3 separate regions of the Mus musculus genome follow, and all the other regions are linked to region 1. The links are chromatin loops, found by intact Hi-C in ENCODE. Cell type or tissue: heart. All regions are shown on one strand. Region 1 overlaps Slc24a3 (solute carrier family 24 (sodium/potassium/calcium exchanger), member 3). Region 2 overlaps Dtd1 (D-tyrosyl-tRNA deacylase 1). Region 3 has its middle 160 kb from the start of Slc24a3.

Evidence for each region. A loop is a pair of places that touch in the nucleus more often than their neighbours do. Peaks named below come from ENCODE experiments on the same cell type or tissue, not always from the same donor. Only the 100,000 strongest peaks of a DNase experiment are listed, where the experiment ranks them.
Region 2: it touches region 1 in a loop (7-fold over the local background); 10 of 42 quality-filtered maps call a loop at or near these places.
Region 3: it touches region 1 in a loop (3-fold over the local background); 5 of 42 quality-filtered maps call a loop at or near these places.

What each region holds. Positions count from the first base shown.
Region 1 is chr2:145,512,996-145,520,995 of GRCm38, forward strand. Slc24a3 (solute carrier family 24 (sodium/potassium/calcium exchanger), member 3) reads left to right here. Exons shown (of 17, transcript NM_001356497.1): 5 at 5,407-5,491; 6 at 5,849-5,952. Among named protein-coding and RNA genes, the nearest start is that of Gm14092, 38 kb to the right of the region's middle. In heart, a CTCF peak has its summit at 4,549; a DNase peak (open chromatin) is centred at 4,546.
Region 2 is chr2:144,635,714-144,643,713 of GRCm38, forward strand. It overlaps Dtd1 (D-tyrosyl-tRNA deacylase 1), which reads left to right. Exons shown (of 6, transcript NM_025314.3): 4 at 45-151. Among named protein-coding and RNA genes, the nearest start is that of Dtd1, 40 kb to the left of the region's middle. In heart, a CTCF peak has its summit at 3,183 (motif pointing right); a DNase peak (open chromatin) is centred at 6,478.
Region 3 is chr2:144,999,916-145,007,915 of GRCm38, forward strand. No RefSeq gene overlaps it. Among named protein-coding and RNA genes, the nearest start is that of Slc24a3, 160 kb to the right of the region's middle. In heart, a CTCF peak has its summit at 3,791 (motif pointing right); no DNase peak of the experiment used is centred here.

The DNA.
Region 1 (8,000 bases):
GGTGGATGGCTAGGAATTAACCCCCCTCACCAGCTCTCCCGACTGCATCCATCATTACTGCTAGTGCTACAGTCTTCTCTGCATATCCGTGGGAATAGTTCCAGACTGTTCACCAGAAACATAGTTTGTGGACACTCTAGCATGTGAAGTGCATGGAGAAAGGGGCAGTATTTGCAAACAACCCACATAGATCCTCCTATATCCTTCATCACCATGACATAAATCCTGTGGAGACAGATGCTATACTCTGTTGCTTAGGGAATAATGACAAGACCAAAGCTGTGTGTTCCTTGTAGGTAAATTGTTTTTCAAATAACCCTGGTTCCCTGTGTGTTAAACCCACAGTCAGCACCCCAGGCCTGGAGCGTCATCTCTATGTTGGGCTCTATCCCTCTCCCGCTTTTCACTTCTGCTGCTTCTTGTTCTCTATCATTCCTTCTACTTCTCTTTCCATCATTTCTTCCCTCTGGAGTCCTGTTGGGGTAAGAACCTATCACTACCACATGTCTCCCTTATACTCCCTCTCTATTTATACTCTGGGTGGATGCCTGGCAGGCTCTGGGGCAAGAGAGCTGGGCACAGAGTATTTGTTGTGAATTTTGTACCCATTATCATAGAAAATGCCAGGGTGAACAGCAAGTTTAAAAACAAATATTCAGGGGTCGGCAGGATGGATCAAGCACTGGCCGTCAAGTGTGATGGCCTGAGTTCAACCCTCAGGTCTCACAAGGTGGAAGGAGAAAACAGACTCCAACAAGCTGTCTTCTGATCTCCACATATGTACCCTGGTACCTTCACTAAATGTGTACATACACACACACACACACACACACACACACACACACACACTGAATAAATGAACCTAAAAAGGTTTCGTTAATGTTCACCCTATCAAGAAAGCTCTCATTCCTCTTCACTTTCATCCCACTGTTCTGAGATCTAGTTTTCTTATGTGCAAGCTTTGCGTTTTCTTTGATCTACTGTTTGTAATTCATTATCCGAGTTTCCAGGAAGTCCAGTAGCCATCAAGCTTTGTGGCCTCATCTTGCTCTACCCACAGTACCTGATTCACTAGGTTCCAACCACCCCCAGAGGATGTGGCCAGAATCTATCTATCTAATCAGGTCCCAGGGGATGCTGAGGATGCTGGTCTGCAAACTTCACGTGGAAGATTATTAACCTAGGCTGTTTCTTCCAAGCCTTGGACGTTTGTTCATTTTGTACTTAGGGATAAGCAGTCATTGCACACCGATCCTAGAAAGGTTACGGAAGTGTGTTCCTCTTTGCAGTGACAGTAGATCAAAGAAAGTAAAGTGGCACCTGAAATGCACTGTATTCTAGTGGGGACAGGAGTGTCACAGTGATCCAGCCTGGGAATAGGCTCACCTTGTGTCAAAGGCAAGAAAACGTTCAGTCCTTAGTGGGGGCACTTGCGCTCCTTCAGTATTCATGGCAGGTGGTTTCCAAATCCTCAGATGGTCAACTCCCTTCTTACTGGAGTAGTGGAGGACTGTCAAGTTCCAACCATATCTAGATGACGCACAATTTCAGTGCATGGAAGGATCTGTCAGAGTAGACTCCTCAGAGGGAGATGATGAAGGAAAAGCTTGTTCATGTTTAGTGAGAATACAGGTTCACTTTGGCTTTCCACCCATGATTAGTTGTGTCAGTGACTGAAGAGCACACACAGGGCCCACTGACCAACAGTTGGTACTTCACACTTACACAAAGCAAAATGGCTCTACCTTTCCCCAGAAAAGTTTCTTTTGTTGTCAATAACAAAGGTAGTTATTGCACCCCAGAAATATTAAATACAGCCATCAACTTGTACCCTCCAATAAGGAAACACATAGAATTTTTGAGGACACACACATCCTTCTAGAGAGAAAAAAAACAAAGTAGCTGGCAGGACAGAAGAGAGTAGAGTGAGACTTTACAAAAAGCTAGGAAGGAAAGAAAACGTTTGATGGGATAAAGATACTGTTTTGACTGGGCCCTGGGTTACAGGAAGCTGGCTGTGTAGCTAAGTCAGTATGGGTTAAATGTGCCTATTCTCTCTTTAACCACGTCTAGGATTCTACCAGGTAACCACAGTTAGCTTCCCTCTAGAAATCAAGAGACAAAAATGCAGGGACTCAGAGCATCCCACCAGTGGCCACACAGATATTTAGGAATGGAGTCCAGGTCAGTCTGAGCTTACCACTGGGTCGTCTTCTTACCTGTTGCAACTCTGCAACCACTTACAACAGGTTTTTGTCAAAACTGGCTCTGCCTCTGGGGTACACAGCTATCCAGGGAGAAGGAATGCAGATGAAGGGCCTCCCTTCCAAGAATGCTCCCTGTTCCCATCCCAGTCCAGTTTTAGGAGCAAAGTAGTTGACAAGAAATCATGCCATGCCCCATGCCTATCTCTGAGTGCAGCTCCATGTACTTAAAGCCATCCTAGTTGCTGGACTCATGGCATGCCTGGAGCAAAGTTTGTATCTCCTTTGAGAGCTGTGTTTGTCTTCTGAGAGCCTGTGGCCAACTCTGAAGTTCCATTCTTTCACAGGATGGAGGGTGGTGGTGATACAGGACCACCCTCTTGCAGCTTAGCAGGATTTCCTAGCCTGGGACTCTATACCATCTTTTCTTTCCCTAATCCCTTTACAGAGAGGTGATAGTGTATGCTCAGAGCTTGCTCTCAGATTAACTTGGGCTAAACGGAGATGTTCAAGGAGATGCTGTTTAGACTTTGGTGAAAAATGATTCTAGAAAGAAATCCACATTGTGCAATAAGTCATAGCTTGGAGGGGGATCAAGTTCAAACCAGGAAAAAAACGTTAAGCAGAAAAGAGAAAGGAGCCAATATGGCAGCAACAGGCCAGGTGAGTCACTAAATTTTAGACAGTCATGAGGTTGCATGAGGGAACCCACAAAGGTGTTAGAGTCCTTTGTCAACAGTAAATAGACAGACTCAGACTCTGCTACACTAAAGCAAAGACAGAAAGATGTTTCAGAAAGAGCCAACAAGTGAAGACTCAGCAAGGGGAGGACCGTGGCGGCGTTCTTGGTCATGAGATAGCAGCCTGAGGTTGGTCAGAAGGTTTTGCTTGCACAAGGATATCAGATGTCAAGAGTAGGACACCCAGGAAGCCATGAAAGCAGTAATGGGGCCTCCTGGGCTGTGGGGGAGAGAGACTGCCCACTCTAAGTACTGTAAACACTGAGCTAGGCTCTTCCTCAGCTAAGCTGCTTGCCAAAGGCTGGGAAGGAAACTAGGGAGTGCACAGCCCGGCTCTGGCCATTTGTGGGCTTAGAAACCACTGAGTAACCCACAACATTCCACCTTCTCCATATAGGTTCCACAGCCAGGCATTCAACCTTGGATCAAACCGATCCAACTCTTTCTATTGTGGTTGTTTTGGGTTTGGGGGTGGAGGGTTGTTTGTTTAGTTGGTTGGTTGGTTGGTTTGGTTTGGTTTTTCAAAACAGGGTCTCTGTGTGCAGCCCTGGCTGTCCTGGAATTCACTGTATAGATCAAGCTGGCCTTGAATTCACAGATCTGCCTGTCTCTGAATGAGTGCTGGGATTAAAAGCATGCACCACTATGCTTAGGAGATCCAACTTTTTTTTTTTTTAATTTGGATCAGTATGGAGCAGATACAGAGAGTCTTCCTTATTGGTATGCCCTGGACAATACAGGTTTTTACATGGCATTTACATTGTGTTAGGGATTGTTAGCAATCTAGAGATGATTGACAGAACATGGGAAAATGTATCTGTTATATGCAAACACTGCAGTATTTTATATGAAATTTGAACACTGCTTGGGTTTGAGTATGACTAACCCCACTGATCTCAAAGGCTGACTGCATTCATAGACAGTTGGATGAAGCCAGTGGGGACTTGGTGCAGAGAAAAGGAATCAAGTGATAGATTCCGCCCTGGTACCCATGCAGGGCTGTGTGGAGGGATGGACCAAAGGGGCCTGAAGGAAAGGGCTCATTTAGGAACAAGCAGAGAATACCTGAGCCACTGGATCTAAATGAGAATGACAGGACCTGTTGTTCCTGGGGAGCCCAGGGTGTCCAGCTGTGGTGAATTATTCTCCGCTCTGGATGAAGCTTAGGAAAATTCTCCCTGGCCCTCATCATAGCCGCTAGCAGTGCAGAAGCAAGAGGACCTCGTGACTAGTGATTCTAAGAGGCCAGTGCAGTATTGCCAGGCTGGAGTGTATTAGGCATAAAGGAGGGTGGAAAGGAAGGAGATGTGGAAGCAAGAGTGAAACTGGACATATGGCCAAGCCTCATAAGCAACCATTACTACCAGTCCATAGATCTTGGAAGGGAAGCACAGCAACTCAAGGCGATTCCGGGAGCTCATTTTTGGCTTGCTGTCTTCCCGCCATCCCCATCTATTGAGATTCCAGTGCTGGGGCTTCCGCACCAGCCAAGGTTTTTAGTGCTGAGGTACCATCTCAGGGTCTCCTCAGTACCCCATGAGAACCTCAACGGTGAGCATGCCTCTATCTGTAGCACCTCCAAGGCCACACTGCCTCTGTGTGGCCAAGCATGGAAGTGCAGCCACTGGTGCTGCTGAGAAAGAAAGAAAGAAGGCTGGCAGTGGAAACTGGAAGTCTCTGCCCTGATGCCCGAAGGGAACTGGCTGCTTCCCAACCGCTGGCAGCTTACTTTCTGGGCCACGGTGGAATTCCGGAAAGCTAAACACACCAACCAGCCTCTCGTGTACATTCATCTTGTGTTCTTGAAAACCACCTTCCCGTTTAACCAACAGGGTGACTTGAGATTTGGGGGAAATGGGCTGCATTATTTTCTAGTCTGTCTCAAGTCTTCTCTCATGACGTGCTACCCAGAGTTTGAAGGTCGAGGGTTTGGAGTGTGCTTCAGGACAGTGACTACTCCCTGGATCTACTAACCTCTCGCAAATTGGCGGCTATGAGATTGAAGTTATTCAAAAGCACTATAACAGCCATGGTGTTTGCACACAACTCTAGATCACACACATCTCTTCTAAAATCAGTGTCTGCAGACACCAAGGGAGCTGACCACAGCTGCCATTAGAAAGAAAATGGCTGTCCGCCGCTGTCCAGGATGTTTTTGACTCGCTACTCCACCCTCCTGGTTATCAACTAGACATCCTCTTGATAGATTTGGGTTACAGACTCCTAAATCTTCTGTAAGGACATTGGCTAATGAGAGTCATGTAGTCCCTGCTGATCTTGCAAGTGAGGATGCTGAGCAGAGAGCAGGAGCAGCCAGGCTCTGAGTGGAGGGATAGTGAGAGGGACTGAACCCAGCCCCTGGGTCCTTCTGAAGTCCCCGTGCTTAGGACCTCAGGAGCCACAGGCATGTGTTTCCCAAGGAAAGATCCCATCTCACCTGTCTTGTCTTTGCTCCCATGCAGCGCCTCCACCTCAGTGAAGATGTGGCAGGAGCCACATTCATGGCAGCAGGCAGCTCGGCCCCAGAGCTGTTCACGTCGGTCATAGGTAGGTGATGCTAAGAGAATGTCTCAGCCCTTACCTATATAAGAAAAAGGGGTTCTAGGGAAGAAGGTCCTCAAATTTGAGTTGTCTCCCACTTATAAAAAATTAACTTCATAGATCCCAAGCAGAACCTTCCACTCTGCTGTGGCCATTCACTGGTTTAACTGTGTGCGAACTTTTCCTAGACCCAGGGACGTTGCTACTAAGGAAAAGTCTAACCTCTGGGTTCAAAAACTCCCTCCAAAACTTGCCTATTTCCTCTGGATCCTCAGTATAGTCTAGAACTAGGAGATGTCCTTCGAATGTCCTTGGGATGCAGCTGGACCACTACAGCCAGATTGGTGTTGGTTTGTGTTTCAGGAGTCTTCATCACAAAGGGTGATGTGGGAGTTGGCACCATCGTGGGCTCTGCCGTGTTCAACATCCTGTGCATCATTGGCGTCTGCGGGCTCTTTGCAGGGCAGGTAGGACTGGCAACTCCTTTGCGATGGTTCTACTTGATATCGAGAAGATGGAAGTATGGAGCCGAGGCAGGGACCATCATGTTGGAATTCACCCACACTGGCGCCTTGGGCAGTGTGATTGGAGGTCTCCATCCTGAAGCCACTGTTACTTGGTTTCCAGGTTGATGGATTATTGAACCCCAGTTCCACATAGGAAATTAGCAAGCCTAACAATGTTAACTGTGAGCTTGAAAGTGCTCCCCCACACACCTCCTTTTGAGAGCTACTGATCCACACTAGAATGTGCGGTGCCTCAGAGGAAATGAGATAAATGAGAAAGGCAGAAAAGAAAAGAAGAAAAAAAAATTTTCTACTTAAAGAATTCATCGTTGTCACAGTTCAGGGTGTTGCCTTTCTTCCTGCAGGCTAGAGCTTTTGTAGTCTAGAGGAGCCTTGAATACCCAAGTCAACCTCAGGAGTCCATTCTAATGCCAGGGAGCATCCTGGCAGAGCCACTGTCCTTTCTGAATGCTGTTATCTCTCTAATAGTCTCAGGGATTTGTTCAGAAGTCGCCAGAGTGTGAGACTATTGGGCAGCCAAGGTTAGAGCCTGAAGCCAAGGTTAGAGTGGGACATACAGCTTCCCTGTGGCTCTCAGAGCCTAGTTTCCTCAGAGAAGTAGTCACTAGATATGAGATCCTCAGTTCTCTGACAAAACACCCAAGACTCAGTATCTTCTAGAAAAACCTATTTCTACTATTCTAGCTGTGACTCTATTTAAAATACTGAGGGAGCCGAAATCCGCTTCACCTGATCAGGAACCTCAGTGTGGTCTGTTTTGTGCCCTGGGGAAAGTGTCTGCTTGGTGTAAAGTCCAATCCTGGTGAGCTTTTCTCTCAAGTGTGTCAGGCCTGTGTGTCTCTCAGAAGCTGCTGGGCATGCCATGAGGTCAGTCTCTTGAATGTATACTCAAGAGTTCCCATAAAATTCATTGCTGGTCTCCATGGCCCATTGTAACTGTCCCCATTCACATGCCGACTGATCTACCCTCTCTGCCTGCTGCGTTTGTTCCTTCCGAGCAACAGGCAGAAGGACACCTGGATCTTACCGAGCACCAGCTCCAGGGCTCCCCGGTGGACAGGCTAGCTCTGATAAGAGAGTCCTGGATTTGCTCATGATGACTGAGGTCTGGCTCACTCACTAGGCTAAATATTTTCTGCTTTCCCCAGGACCCATAGTGTTAAGGTGACTGGGTCTACACTGTAGTGTTCCTGACTTCTCCTACATAGGTAGTTAGTGCCAAAAGAATGAGCCACGTGCCTGCCTTTACTGCCATTGCCCTCGCCTGGCTCTATCCTGCCTGACCAGCTCATCGTTGCCTTCCAGAGACGAATAATAGTCACACCAGCAGATGCTGTTGCTGCTAGCACTTTCTTAATTAGCATTGTCACCATTAGCAGTATGATTATTAGCTGGGCCGTTATTAGTGTTGTCATTAGTTCATTAGTCATTTGTACCTGCAGCTTGATTCTGAAGCAAGCCCAGAGGCAAAGAGATAATGTAAAGAAATGAAACAAATGGCTGGGTGATGTCTACTCAGGGCCACACAGCTAATTACTTATGAAATGAAATGCAGTGTGTTCGAGCCGTGTAATTCATCAGTAGCACCACTCATCACAAGCTTGGCTAGGATACCATGGATGCTGCACAGGTTGTTGGCATCCATCTTCCTACCCCTTCTCCAGGACTTTGCTGGCTGGTCTCACAGCCCCACTAAAGAAAGGTGACAAGCAGAGCTTCTACTGGGAATAGCCACTGGCGTGATCCTAGCTATAGCTTCCCTTCTTTTTCTTTATTTTCTTTTTCTCTTCTTCTTCTTTTAATCCTGTGCCTACTTGGCGATTTCCAAAGCCATCCACTTGCCGCTTTTGTAGGTTGCCTCACATCTTTGCAGAAGGCACAGACTATTGTATTGGAGGAGGAACATGGGCCAAAGAATCAGATTGAACTGGGATTGCATTCTTGCTTTGCTGTTTGCTAGCTGGGGGATTTTGAAGAATTTATTTTAG
Region 2 (8,000 bases), 880 kb before region 1:
ACCTGGGGTCTCCAACTCTTGAATTTGTTTGATTGTTTTTTCAGATGGCAAGTTTGGTGCCTACATGCAGGTGCACATTCAGAACGATGGGCCTGTGACTATAGAGCTGGAGTCCCCTGCTCCTGGAGCTGCTAGCTCTGACCCAAAGCAGGTAAGCCTAGAACCTGGAGCCTGCCAGTCTGGAGGGTATAGATAGGTAATGTGCCTTGACCTAATCATTGTCTCTGGGGAAGTCCTCATCCTGAGGTGGAGGAAACCCTTCATGGCTGCAGCCTCACGTCTATCTTACTTTCTCTCTTCTCAAGAACTCCTGAGCATGTCTCTGCTCCACCGTGTAGACAAAGTGTTCTTAGAAGCGTCTGTTCTTCTAGTTCTTGGGCTAGGTGTCATGTCACCCAGTTGCCACTGGGTGGCAGCAGAGCAGCGACCCTGGCTAGTGTACCCAGTGAGAGTGGTTACCTGGATTGGATTTTGTCCAAGGTGTGGGTGGTAGATGAGCCACTCAAGATTCTTTATAAGTCTTCATTTTTCTAAAGCAACATCTGACCTGGATTTACTGCCAACTCTATAAGCATTCAGGAAGAATGTAATTAAAACAGAGAAAAGGGATGTGTAATAGTCTTGCAAACTTATGCTGTCCCATTGTGTTTAGCATATATAAAAGCTTTAATTAATCCACTTGATAGAGACATGAGGCATGGCAGGCTGTGGAACTAGGCCTGTTCCTGCTCTTCCTTCCTAGCATCGTCCCCTTCCTAGGATGCTGCAAAGTGGAACGATGAGCTCACGTGGGGGATGCAGGATATAAACAAGGCTGAGTGCTGGTGTGGAGCCATTGACACTTTGTGTTGGCTGAGAGGTAGGACCATGTCTGCATGGCATTAAGCTTCAAAAGTGGAACTGAGGTTGTTGCTATTACTGACACATTTCATCTGTCCATCCATCTGTCCGTCTGTTTGTCTGTCTATCTATCTATCTATCTATCTATCTATCTATCTATCTATCTACCTACCTATCTATATGAATGCTCAGTCTGCATGTTCATCTGTATACCAGAAGAGGGCTTTGGATCCTAGTATAGATGACCATTGTGTGGTTGCTGGGAATTGAACTCAGGACCTTTGGAAGATCAGTCAGTGCTCCAACCCGCTGAGCAACCTCTCCAACCCCTACTGATAACGTTTTAAAAATCACAAACAATCTACAGGGAAATGTAAACTTTGAGATAATTTGAGCCTCACAGGAGAGCCCACAGAACCCTGCTACAGTCTTTCCTGGCTTTCCTAGTTTTGATGTATTATTTAGAGTGATCACATACTGAAGTTAGCCCTGATCCAACACTATTAGCTACATTAGAGCCTTATATGAACTCACTAGCCCGCCCTCTCCCTCCCTCCCTCCCTCCCTCCCTTCTTCCTCCTCCTTTCTTTCTTCTCTTCTCCCTCCTCCTTTCTTTCCTTTCCCATTTTCCGTTCCTTCCTTTTTCTGACACAAGGTATCACTTTGTAGTCCAGGCTGGTCTTGAACCCAGTCAGTCTCTTTCCACACTCTTCTAAGTGCCAGGATTATAGGCATGAGCAGCCAGTGCTCAGTTGCTGTGGCTGCCGCCTCTGCTGCTTGGCTAGATCTTACAGGAAGGCACCACATCCTGTAGTCTAACTAGTTTTTGTTTTAGCTGTGCAACATTGCAAATTCCATTGCATTACAGTTGTCATTTCTCTTTGTTTTGTTCAACCTGAGTCAGTTCCTTAGTCTTTCCTGTGTTTCACGACCTTGACCCTTTCTGGAATGCTGTTCGGTAGACCTTTTCTCAATTTTGTGTCTGTGGTTAGAGCAAGGCACTGTGGTGTGGTGGGAAGAGCGGCTGTCCAAAAGCCATCTTGTTCTCTTCTTAGGGCATCATCAGGCAGTATGCATGCGACACCAGTTTGTCTCACCGCAGTCATGCTAACCTTGCCGCCTGGTTACAGTGGAGTCTACCAGATTTCTCCATCCCCCCCCCCCCCCCCCGGCACGCCCCTGGCTTTCTTCTGGTCTTGGCAGACAGTTCTCTTTTCTTTGCAGAGAAAGAGGTCAGCAGATGGCATCAGCCCGGCTGCTCCCCACTCCCCACTTCAGTGTAGCAGCAAAGCTTCCCTTCCTGGGCTGAGGCCAGAGCCAAAGTGAAGACCCCTGTTCAGACCCCGTAGGAGCTTTCCTTCGTACCACGTGGCTCCTCAAGTAGCAGCCGGCCTTTTTTTCATGGGTAGTGCCTTTGGAAATCAGGGATTACTTAATTAGGGATTCCAAACTTTCTGATGTCCCTGAGAAATAAGACAATAAGAAAAAAAAAAAAAACCCAACCATTTTCAAGGTGGTGACAGAATAGAGGCTCCTTGAATATAGACCCTTGGTGGTGGCACAGGTCACATCCTGCCCAGCCAGTCTGGCCTGGTTTTGACTCCCCCTTTCCAGGCTCTCAGCAGCCTCACTTAGCTCTCTAGGGCCTGCTTACTCATCATCTTACTCTTCCTGGCCTCGCCCTCCTCTGGTGCTAGGAATTCATCCCACTGTCTCATGCACACTAGGCAAGTGAGTGCCCTGAGCCATTCTGGGGCCTCTGGGGCATCTGTGCTTCCTGGTCTACAGTGGGCGAGTCCCTCGGCATCTTCCTTCTGCTCTGCCCTCGGGGGCTTAAGGTCCCCACTGACCTCTTGGTTGTCCCGGTGCATGACAGCTTTCGTGTCTCTTTCCCTCGTCCTCCCGGCCATTGCTGCCACTATGGTCTGCTTGATCGCGGAAGCCAGCGGAGCCGCAGCTTGCAGGGTGGCAGTCTCTCTCACTTTTCTTTCTGCTCCTGCTGTTCCCTTTGGCTTTATGTGATTGTTGTCCCATAGTTTTGAGGAATTATTCTGCTTTAACTGTATTTTGGGAAAGTTTTAGGTTGGCTTTTTCATTCCATCTAAACTATTTTAAAATGGCATGTTGTATACCTGTAATATCCCATAAAACTAGAGAAACCTGATGAGCCTCAAACATTGTTCTTTAAACATCGGAGGAAGTTATATTAATTTATTAGGTTAAAGAAGACTTTATGTAGTCCTAGAGGTCCTTGCTGTTAAAATTCATGTGTTGTCCAATTTCACATCTGTAGCTTTTCCTGACCCTAGACATTCATGCAGGTTTCCATCCGTTGGCTCTCCAGCAGGTGGCAGCCAGTGGGCACAGAAGAGCCAAGGTGACCATGGTGCCTTCCTGTGCTGTGGCCTCTCTGCCTTTCCCTTTCAGCTAGACGGGCTTCTCTTGCAGCAGACAGTGTCTTGGCTTGCTTTCGTGTAGATAGGAAGAGCACAGCCAAATTTGTCTTACTGATAGAAAGACATGTGTTTCTGTCAAGTAAGCTTTTAATCCTAAGTGTTTTACTTCCTTACTATATTCCAAATTCTACAGTTGTATTATGGAAAACCATTCATTTGGCAAGTTTCAGTGTTACAGAAAAATGGTTCTTTTGGCCAGTTTCTAAGAAATGTCAACTCTGTAAGCCATCTGTGCAGATGAACAAGGTGTGTTTGTATGCAAGCCTGTGAGTGCCTATGTGTGTATGAGAGTGTGAGGAGGGACAGACGTACTGCCTGCCACCTGATCCTCGCTCTCAGACATGGATCTAGAGAAAGAGAAACCAGGAAAGTCAGAGACTATGAAAGACGTTTAGTCAGCATAGAACACAAGGAATGTGACAGCCATATGGCTCAGACACTTTGGTGCCTTCCCAAAGCATGTAGCAGACAATCCTAGTATTTTCTGTCAACAAGGCTGGAAGGCTGTACCTCTAGGGCCATCCCGCCCATTCTGCGTGCTCTTGCGAGCTTTCTTGGTGCAGAACTCAGGCATGTTCTCTCTCCAGCCCAAGAAGAAGCCAGCCAGACCTTCCTGGTTCCAGTGGCAACATCTTCTCCGAGGAGGGGTTTCTCTCCACCCTTCAGGGCAGTGGTGCCCTAGCCACTGTCATGCTGTTCTACTTGTCACTGTCTTCCTGCTTCTCTGCTTAGCCCCCTTCTTCACCACTCCTAAGGTGTACACCCCTGCACGAAATGTGCTCAGAGATGTGTCATTTGAGTAGGAACAGCGTCTTGTAGGCTGTGGACTGTGCTGTCTGTGAGTATCATGATGCCAGTTATTTATTTAAATTATTGTTATTTATTTAAATTATTAGAAACATTTATTACATTGAATACATAGCTGAAATATAAAGGTTTCTTTAAAAATTCTTTGATAATTTCATATGCTCATATATTGAATTTTATTTTTTTGTTCTCTTCTCTTATCTATTTTCTTCCCCCAGTGAAAATTCCTTTTTCCGACAAGCTTCTTGTCTAGTTTATTATTATTTGTATGTGCACGCGTGTGTGCCCGTGTGCATGTGTGCGTGTGCATGGGTGTGTGTGTGTGTGTGTGTGTGTGTGCGTGAGATGCACTGAATTTCCTTACAGCTGCTTGCACAGGCACGGGTGAGGCATTACTTACTGGAGCATGGACAGCTTATTCTGACTAGAAATGACACACATGCCTTTCTCAGCCACTTGTCCTTTCTCCCTCAGTGGGGGATGGGACCTCATGAGCTCCTCCCCCACCGATTGTCCTGGTTCTAAGAAGGCTACTGCCACTTCTGCTACTGAGCTGGGCCAGTCTCTCAGGGAACAGGAGGCTCAGCTGACCTCCCTGACGGAGAGAGAAGGGATTCTTGGTTGTTTTCAAACTTGGGCTTCAAGCGCAGGCAGATTCTTGTCTTCAGAGGTTCTAGTGCTTCATCAATAGGCATTGAATGGATGGAGACTGAGCTGGTAAAGTAACCAGCGGTTGGCTTGCCTTAGCCAGAACTCTGCCTACTTCTGGGACTAGGCATTGCAGCATTTGTGTCTTTCCTACAGTCACATCAGCAGCTTGCCTGACCGTTCTGTAGGCTGCAGTTAGGCGGATGATATCCTGTGATGTAAGAAGATGCTGGAAGAAGAGCATCCATCCATCCTTCCTTTGTAGGGGGCATTTGCCCGGGTCTCAGGCTATGCGAGCTGAGCGGGAGCTGCCTCCCTCCTGTGGGAGCCTGTGCTTTCCTGTGTGCTGTGGCTGTGGGAGAACAGGGTTCTGGGGCTTCCTGATGTTTACCTGTGCATGGTTGCAGGTGCATGTCTGCAGACGCCTAGATGGTGGGAGATCAGCACCCTAGCCCAGCATCCCTGAGGTAGACACTTGTTCTGGTTTTAATCTTAAGTGACCTTTCCTGAGTGGGGGCTACTTCCCTGACACTCACATGGACGAAGTGACATTATGTAAGAGCAGGTGGGCATTTCTCCTAGCGAGGCAGCACATTGGGTAATGGAAGGGTTCTTTTCTGGGGTTCAGAGCCCTCCTATTTAAGAATATGGCTAGGAATTACTTATGTGCTCATTTATTTACTGTGGTTGAAAGCCTGACTAAGTAGAAACACTGGAAGAAGCTAGAAAAATGAACCTCTAACACACATCTTTGCACTAACTCATGTGTCTATTGACAGATCACTGTCAGGAGCTGACTAGTGCAGAATGGTGCCTCTAACTCCATGAAGCTTTTAACTTTATGCTTCTTTGAGTAATGCTGTTGCTTTAGCTATAACTTCCTCTCTGTGCTTACCAGCCAGTGTCTATCACTGTGCCTGGACCTGGGAGGGTGGAAACAGACACATTTGTGGTATCTGGAGGATCTGGAGGGAATTTGTAGGGTGCAGCAGGGGATGGAAAAGAAGTCCATTTGGTGTTTCTGCTTATCCTTCTGTCTCTGTCGACTGGAGCAGCCTTTAATCAGTGCTGTGGAATTCAGGTGATACAGAGGACAGACAGATAAACACATATGGCTTCTGCCAGACAGCCTGATGCAGGTGTCCACACAGCTTGCCATTTATGGAGCTGCAGATGAGGGACCTATCTAGTGAGAAGCTCTATCACAAGGAATAGTCATGTGGATGCTGGCCTTTTCATGGAAGGAATGCAGATATTCCCCTTTCTGCTGGTTTTATGTTTGGCTCTAGATCAGAATCTCCCCTGACACCGGCCAGTTCCAACAGGCTCGGGTACTTGACTTGCTTCAGTAAGATGTTTGCAGGTCTGGTTGCTGACATGGGACTTGGGTCTTACCACTTCTCACAGTATTGTAGTCTGTTCTGTCACATTAGTTGGCTGAAGAAATACTGGCTGAGTTCGTTTTATTTCTGCTTCGGTTGCTCCTCCATTATACAGTTTGTGTTGTTGTCATGGTCATTGTTCTGGTGACACTGGTTTCTGGGTTCCAGTCTATGTTGAAGGCCTCCCACCAGGGTGAGACAAGGATTTGGCCAGACCTCTCTCACATGTGGAATCCTGCCTGGTTTCTGGTTCTCTTGGTTTGAACATCTGCTTTACTGTGAGTTATGAAATAAAAACAGCCCTGTGGGGAGTGGTTTGGAGAGTGAGTGGGTGGGGCTCCTGAACTTCCTCATCTCTGCCCACTACTAGCGGCAGTCAGGTGTCCCAGGCCTTGTCTAACACCCGCCAGAATGCCTAGCCCATGAATGGAAAGGCCGGAGCCCACCACATGTCTGCAAGCAGGCTCTCCCTTCTGGTGGGGACTTGCCAGGGCTCCCCTTTCTTTCAGTTCTTTAACTCATTTCCATGTGGGCGGTTGTCCTGAGTCAGTACACTGCAGTCTTAAGAAGCCTTCCCAAGACACATGTGACTGTGCCTCTCTGCTTGGGAGCCCATCGATGGGTGGTCGGATCAATTGACTTTCATCTTACCGTCTTGAATCTATAGCCTGCGCTATCAGAGTTGTAAAACTTGAAGAGTTTTTCCTTGTGATGGGAATTTGGATGGCAGTTTTGAAACTGTGATTCACAGCCCTGTCTCTGATACGTGCACAGTTTCTAGTTGCACCAAGCCAAAGAATCTATTTTGCTCTAAACCAATCTATCAGAGCACAAATGTATTAGTGACTTAAACTTTAAGCACTTAATTTGTTCCTGACACGTTTGTGTGTCGGGAAGATCTGGAGAGAAGTTTTATTTTGTAGTTGGGCAGAGCTTTTTCATTATTTTGGGAGCTGGTTTCATTTGTGGTAGATGAGCAGTGACCCCTCACCTTGCTTACACGACCTGTCAAAGATTATATCATCCTTTTTGATTCTAAGAATTGGTCAATTCTGTTTTCCCCCAGGGCTTATGTTTTGAACATAGCAATAATTTCATCACAGAGGCTCAAGATTTTAATTGTGAATCCTTAACTTTTAAGTGATTTATCAGGAGTCCTAGGTAATTGTAAAAAACGTTCCTCCATCCAGTTGTGTTTTGTGGGATGGTGTTAAGTATCTCAGCATTGGAATGTGAAGAGTGCTCTGGAAGTGATAGAAATGCAGCGTTTACTATGATTGCTTCAAGGATGTGCTTAATACACAGAACACCCAACTACATAAAGACCTTGCCATGATAATACATTTTGAGGGCAGTGTAATGATTGAAAAGGCATTTGCTATTTTACATTTGCTATTAGCTAGCCAGTCTCTAAGAGGTTAAATTGGGCGAGTGGGGTCTTAATTGGCTCAGGTGGGCTTTTGAGATGCACAAACTATTTTGAGCTCAGCCTCATGGTGTGTGTGTGTGTGTAGTTTCTGGAAAATGCTATGGACTGGGAGCTGCAGTGTGTCTCTCCTTCAAAGTCAGTGTGAGCTGGTGATAGCATTCCTCCAGGGGTGGCCTGAGGACTCCTGCCATACAGGTACCCAGGGTACTTGCTAAAATGCATAACTTCTGGGCATGTGAGGGTGTGGGGTGAGGAAGACGAGTAGACTGCCATTTCTAATCATGTTCTCCACCAGCACATGGACATTTGAGAGCAGCGGAACCGCAGGGAATCTGACATTGCCATTTCCATCTGGTTCAGGTGTTGGTTTCCTCCAGGCCAATCCCTCCTCCCTCTCAGCTGCATGGTATCTAAAAATACTCTGCAACCTCTGTTTGT
Region 3 (8,000 bases), 510 kb before region 1:
AACCATCACATGTTCTCTCTCATTGGAGGTTCCTAGCTTCAAATCTTCAGGTGTGAGTACATATCTGATAGTAACTATAGAAACCAGAAATGTAAACTGGGACAGTGACAAGATAGCAGGGTGGAGGAGCAATAGAGAGGGGGAAGATCAGGGTACAAGTGATCAGGGAAATGGGGAAGAGAGGTCTATAGTTAGAGAATGTAGAGGAAGGTAAATATAAGAGAGCGGAGGGTAAAATATTAGTAACTGTGTCTGAAGAAGTCATAAGTAGTCAAACTATTAACTATGCACACACACACACACACACACACACACACACACACACACACACACACACACACACGTAGGCAGGCAGTCATCACGCACAGTTTAAATGAAGATTTCTCATCTAGGCTGTCAATGTTCCCCCCAAGAGTCAAAGACCATCTGAAAAAACTCATACTCCAGGAGATTTTTGAGTTTTGGTCAGGGTCATCCAAAAGATTTGCAAAATGCACAAGCAATTGTTATAGCCTTCAGATACCACCCCCCCCCCCAGAGGTGAAAGGTAAGTCTCCATTACTTAAAACACCATGCACTTCAGATGTGGAACCCAAAGGCCCTTAAATTAGAACAAACTAAATGCCTTCTCCTAATATGACTGCCTGAACATGTGCTGAACAAGGACAACATTGTTAGGTATGACAAAGTGGATGAGAGAAAGCTCATGTGGCCTCAAACCTATATTCAAAGGACTTCAGACAGTTACAGAATGTTGATAGCAGGAGAAATAGTCTTCCCCAAAGAAGAGCACACCAACTAGTTATTCAAAACCAAATGGTCAGTCCTAAAAATATACAGATGTGTGACTTTATATAGATCAAGGGGATTATATTTTAGAAATATGTATGTATCTAACAAATATTCATGTAACAAAAATTACCGACAAAGAGTCCATTGATTTGACAGAGAGGAAGGAAAGGTATAAGGGGTTGGAAGGAGAAAATGAAGGGGGAAATGATACAATTAGATTATAATCTCAAAAAAAGAAGAAAATAAAAGAAGAAAAGATCTTATTTTTACCTAAATTACTCCTCTATTTTCCCCCCAATTTTTTATTAAAAAAAAACCAAAACAAAAAAAAAACACACACACACAAGTCCTTTTTGTGTTTGTATGGAATTGTCAAACAGCCTCAGCTTTGGTCCCACCTCCAGGCCTTGCCTTTCTTGCCTAGGCTTCCTCAATGATGGACTGGGATCAGGACATGTAAGCTAAGAAAACACTTTCCCTCATCAGATTGTTTTTGGTCATGGAGTGTCTTAGCCTTCTATTGCTGTGATAAAGACCATGACCAAAGGCAACTTGGGGAAGAAGCTTACAACTTAAAGCTTACGACTATAAGGTCACGCCCCACCACAGGGGAAAGTCAGGGTAGGGATTCAGAGAAGGAACCTGGAAGTAGGAACTGATGTAGAGGCCATGGAGGAGTGCTGCTTACTGATTTGTTTCCCTGACTTGTTTGGCCTGCTTTTTTCTATGACTCAGACCTGCCTGTCTAGGGAATGGTACCACCCACAGTGGGCTGGACCTTCCCACATCAGTTATTTAAATTAATGGACAGTTCTCTACAGATTTGCCTATAGGCAATCTGATAAAGTTGTTTTCTCAGTTGAGGTTCATCTTCCTATATAACTCCATCATTTTTTTTTATCATCAAATTGACAAAAAGAATCCTCCCCTCAAAAAACAAAAACAAAACACAACCAACCAGATCATAGAGTTTATCATAGCAAATGACAGTAACTATGGCAGTCATTAAACTTTATGTGGCTTCTTAGCTGTAACCATCCTCTATAATGGATCCCCTCTGTTAGAAATAAAATGCTTGGTAACCCAATCACAAAAGAAGTCATTAGATATGCACTCACTGATTGGTGGATATTAGCCCAGAAACATAGAACACCCAAGATACAATTTGCAAAACACAAGAAAATTAAGAAGAGGGACAACCAATGGGTGGATACTTCATTCCACTCATTAGGGAACAAAATACCCATGAAAGGAGTTACAGAGACAAAGTTTAGAGCTAAGACGAAAGGGTGGGCTATCCAGAGACTACCCCACCTGAGGATCCATCCCATAATCAGTCACCAAACCCAGACACTATTGCATATGCCAGATAGATTTTTGCTGAAGGGACCCTGTTATAGCTGTTTTGTATGAGGCTGTGCCAGTGCCTGGAAAATACAGAAGTGGATGCTCACAGTCATCTATAAAATGGAACACAGGGCCCCCAATAGAGCAGCTAGAGAAAACACCCAAGGAGCTGAAGGGTTAGGGTTAGGGTTAGGGTTAGGGTTAGGGTTAGGGTTAGGGTTAGGGTTATGCAACCCTATAGGTGGAACAACAATATGAACAATATGAACAGTACCCCTGGAGCTCATGTCTCTAGCTGCATATGTAGCAGAAGATGGCCTAGTTGGCCATCATTGGGAATAGAGGCCCCTTTGTCTTGCAAACTTTATATGATCCAGTACAGGGAAACTCCAGGGCCAAGAAGGGGGAGTGGGTGGGTAGGGGAGCAGGGCGGAGGGAGGGTATAGGGAACTTTTGGGATAGCATTTGAAATGTATATAAAGAAAATATCAAATAAATAAATAAATAAATAAATAAATAAAATGCTTGTGTGGTTCCAGTGGTTTTCCAGAGAGACTTTCTTGGCACAGAGTCTACTGTAATGAATGACACCTGTAATGGCTGCTCTCTGTCCCTTCTTAGGTGTCCATGGAGGTAGCACCTGTGGGTGCTGGAAGATGATGTTCTCATCCTGCTTTGGAAACATCTAGTACTGTGGATAGGTAGTCCTTACTTGCACCCACACTACAATGTAAAGTGACTCTTGGCTGTTACTTTCTACCTGACAATTGAATTCTCTGGCTCAGAAACTGTAAAGGGAATTTCTCCAAAGCCCTGTTTCTATTCTGCCTGGTGTAACCATGTAGCTCTAGAAGCCACACAGAGGTCTGAGTGGACTTCTTGTGGCTAAAGCTCCACCTCTAATATATTATTTAGGGAAAAATGAGAATATTCCCTCACCACATGGGACAGCTCCAGGAAGAGCCACTTTCCTATTGGAAAAGCCCCAACATACATGGATCACTCTCAAATGTCATAGTAGCTTTGGAGTTAGGACACAGGTCAGTCTATGAAGCACTGAGGCTTGTCAGAGAGTAAAAGGCATGGGCCTTTGACTGTCAGATCTTAGATTTTTATTTATGAAGACCCACACTCAGGAAATCATGGCAAACTTTTGTTTGTAGTAGCCATGGAAGGTAAATGAAATGGAAGCCAGCACATAGTAGGCACTCAAAATCAGAATGTTCCCCTGGATCCCTTCCTCTTTCTCTCCCTTCCTCCTCCAACTTCAGATTAGAGTCCAGCAAAGGAAACAGAAACGAGATCTACTTAGGTTTCCAAGTAACTTCATGCTCCTTTGTCTCTTTCCTTTCCCACTAAGCCAGGGATCTGGTTGTTGGCTGTGGGTATTTCCTTTCTGCAAATCCTAAAGACATGTATCCTTCACCATCTTTCCTAATGTGTTTACTGCTCTTCAGCCAAACTCCTTTGAGGACAGGGACTTCCTTTTGCCATAATTCCTAAGCACCTTTCTGGGCCCATCGGAGATGAAGAATACATATGGATTCATTTCAGTTCTTCCAGTGATCAACCTAACCTTTGAATATGCAGAAGTTTCACAAGATGGAGATTCTCTGGGGTACTTTGCCTACAATTGATATACTGGTCATTAGATGGCGGTATGACCCTGGGAAATGTCATCAGCCACAAGGACCTGAAGTCATGTCATTTCCTTGACCTGGAGCAGGGGAAAAGACCCTTTATCAAAACTACATTGTAAAATATCTATGTAATTCCCAATTAGTAGCATACCTGTCTGTCTGACTGTCTGTCTGTCTGTCTGTCTGCCTGCCTGCCAGATAGCTAGATGGAAACAGAAAGGAAGAGGGAAAACAATTTTCTGTGTTGCTAGGTTACCCAGACTGTCCTTAAACTCCTGGACTTAAGCAATTCTCTTGCTTTAGCCTCGTGAGTAGCTAGGAGTACAGGTGAGCGATACCTGGCTTAAAATGAATTCTCTCTTTCCCTTCCTCCATTTCTGTCTCCATTTCTGGGGATAAAAACCAAGGGTTTTATGTATGATAGACAAATGCTAATCTTGTTCACACAGACTTGTGTGTGTGTGTGTGTTGAGGTTTGGTCTTGCTGTCTATTGTAATGCTAAGTGTGTGTCCCTAAGACCTGGAGTCTGCACATAGACTCAAGCGACCCTGCCTCCCATTTTTTCCTGATTGGTAAATAAAGATGCCAACAGCCAATAGCTAGATAGAAAAGGCATAGGTGGAGTTTAGCTTTTTTGGGCTTGGAGTCAAGGATGAAGGAGGAGGAGGAGGGAGAGGAGGAGGAAGGAGATGCCATCATGGGTTAGGTGAGCCATGAAAACGTGGCCCATGAGGGCTGGCCAGTTGGAGATAAGAGCAGTCCAGTTGAAACATAACAAGTAATAATTCGGGGTTACTGACAGGAAAGTAGACTCTAATAGCACAGAGAGTATATATCTGCCCAGCTGTAGTGCTGATTAAGGTGTATTGTAAATATAAAGGTTGTGTGTGTGTGTGTTTTATCTGATATCTAAATGATCATGGTGGGGTAGAAAGCAGGGTCGGGATTAAAATTTTCTACAACATTTGTGTTTCTACAACACACACACACACACACACACACGTGTGTGTGAGTGTGTGTGCATGTGATGTATGTTTTAGAAATAGGGTTTTCATCATGAGTGAGGTAACACAATCACAAAAGAACTCAAATGATATGTACTCACTGATAAGTGGATATTAGCCCAGAAACTTAGTATAGCGAGATATAAGGTACAATTTGCAAAACACATGAAACTGAAGAAGAATGAAGACCAAAGTGTGGACACTTTGCCCCTTCTTAGAATTGGAAACAATCACCCATGGAAGGAGTTACAGAGACAAAGTTTAGAGCTGAGACAAAAGGATGGGCCATCTAGAGACTGCCATATCCAGGGATCTATCCCATAATTAGCCTCCAAACGATGACACCATTGCATACACTAGCAAGATTTTGCTGAAAGGATCCTGATATAGCTGTCTCTTGTGAGACTAGACCGGAGCCTAGCAAACACAGAAGTGGATGCTCACAGTCAACTATTGGATGGATCACAGGGCCCCCAATGGAGGAGCTAGAGAAAGTATCCAAGGAGCTAAAGAGATCTGCAACCCTGTAGGTGCAACATTATGAACTAACCAGTACCCCGGAGCTCTTGACTCTAGCTGCATATGTATCAAAAGATGGCCTAATCAGCCATCACTGGAAAGAGAGGCCCATTGGACAGGCAAGCTTTATATGCCCCAGTACAGGGGAACACCAGGGCCAAAAAATGGGAATGGGTGGGTAGGGGAGTGTGTGTGGGGGGAGGGTGTGGGGGACTTTTGGGATAGCATTTAAAATGTAATTGAGGAAAATACGTAATAAAAAAAAAGAAATAGGGTTTTTCTATGTTGCACATGCCAACCTTTAAGTTGCAATTCTCCTGCCTTAGCCTTCTCAGTACTGGAATTACAGATATGCATCATCACACCTACTACACTTGATATTTTAAATTAAACCTTTTAAAATTTATTACATTTTTCTTCATTTTCATCCCATTCACATTTACAAATGCCCTTTGCATCCTTTGATCCTTAACCTTTTCTCAGGATGCCTACTCAAGTTCACTTACTTTCTATTTCAATTCTATGGGTAATTTAGTAAGATTTTGCTTTATGTGGAAAATTTAATCAATTTCAATATTTTAACATGATAACATTCTTTTACCACCCCCCTCCCAATCTCTAGAATTTGTTGGTCTGAAAAATTTGGCTGGTCTTTTTTTCCCCCCTGGGAGATTGTATTTCTTTCATATGATCAGAACTGTGCAAAATAAGGAATGAAGAGAGGGGTGGGAGGAAGGAGGCAGAGGCAGAGAGGCAGAGAGGCAGAGAGGCAGAGAGACAGAGAGGCAGAGAGGCAGAGAGGCAGAGAGGCAGAGAGGCTGAGAGGCCAAGAGGCCGAGAGGCCGAGAGGCAGAGGCAGGAGGCAGAGACAGAGGCAGAATAAACATTATAATTGTTTTCCTGAGTAATACAGGATTGTACTTGCCTGTGAAACTTCCCTGCTCTTCCGTGAACATCTTGTGAACAATGGGGACTGAGAAGGTCCAACTTGGTGGTAAAGAACAAGTGCATCTGCCAATGTTTGCTGATAGGAGCACGAGCCTTTCCTTTGTTCTGTTGTTCACAAGTTTTGAAGTCTGAGCCCTTCAACGTCTTCCTTAGGACATCGTCCCGAAGAAGAGGTGCAGAATCTACTCCCCCAAAATGAGAGCAGTGGCTTTGAAATGCTTTCTGGTGAAAGGAGGCAAGTTTAGAAAAAAAAGATATTAACAAAGAATAGAATGTGATGACAGACGGCCTGGGAGTGTTCTATGCACTAGAGCCAGGCTCTACTATATCTATATCACCATCTACTGTTAAATAACAAATCATTCTGAAATGTAGCAACTGAAAACAACAAGCATTTTATATCTCATGATTCTGTGGGTCAACTGTGACCAGACTCAGTGTGGGTAGTCTTTGGAAGCATATGCAAGAGTTCAGATCACTTAGTTGTATTCAGCTGCTAGACAGGCTGTTCTAGAGCTCATGACTTTGTACAATTTGCTGAACTTTGGCAGAGATGGCTGGAGGATGGGGCTGTCAGATGGTATAGCAGAGATCTCAATGTGGTCTCCCCAATATGGTAGAATGGAGAAGACAAACTTAGCACATGGGACTTCTGTGTTTACTGAAAGAATGTTCCTAGAGCTCTAGAAAGAAGTTGAGGTTTCCTGGTCCTGCCTTAGGCTCCCAGGACATCACCTTATGGTATATGGAGAGCCTGTTATAGGGGGATAGGGGTTAGATCTTACCTCTCACTGGAATAAGTGGCAAAGGGGCATCATGCTCCTCTCCCTTCCACTTTACCTGCTGAACAGAGAGGCTCTTCAGTATCATATCCACTTTCTGCACATTAGCTCATTTACATGTTTGATTTTCTGTAGATTCTTAATCTCTCCACACCAGAACAGCATTTCATGAGCATAAGAAGTATTACTTTCTTCATTAAATGACCTGCTAAGCACATAGAAATTGTGACTAGAATGTTGTAAATGCCCATCTAATCATTGCTGAATACCTTATCTTTTTAAATCCTCTTACTACTTTTTAAAAACCTTCTATTACCTCAATTTTAAAGATGAGAAATTGACGCAGAAAGAGGTTAATATACTTGTCCAATCACAGTTATTGAGTGGCAGAGCGACTGTTCAAACCCAGATCTTTCTAATGCATTTTCAAGGTCATGAACAAGTTTTATACTAGCAAAAATTTCAGTGCACAGGAGGGAATGCTAAAAATGGTGTATGTGGCCTTTCCTAGGCTCTCAAGAGCAGTGGTTGGCCATGGGAATGGAAGTTTCCTGCAATGGATTTATCTTACATTCTAACGTGGTCCCTTGTTTCCCACCCCCACCAAAAATCTATTTTGAGAAAGTATATGTGAAATGGAAAATACGAGAGGTGACAGTGTTGCCTCTGTACTGGTTCTGTTGGGCAGTGTAGTTTTGCAGAACTTTTGGGCATGAGAAAGACTCTTCACTAGATTGTGGGATCAGCCAGATTGACAGTGATAACCTGTGAAGCAGCCTTTTACACTACTGTTGAATAATTCTGAGTAACCTCCTCCTAGGTATGATTAGACACAATCTATGGTTTCTGTGTTTGCTAAGTAAAAGACAGAACCCAAGAGACAATGTCACTGAAGCTAACCCACACAGGCAGAGCATTGTGTCTACAATCACACCTTTCCTGTCTCTTCTGTCTCTTCTCTATTTTA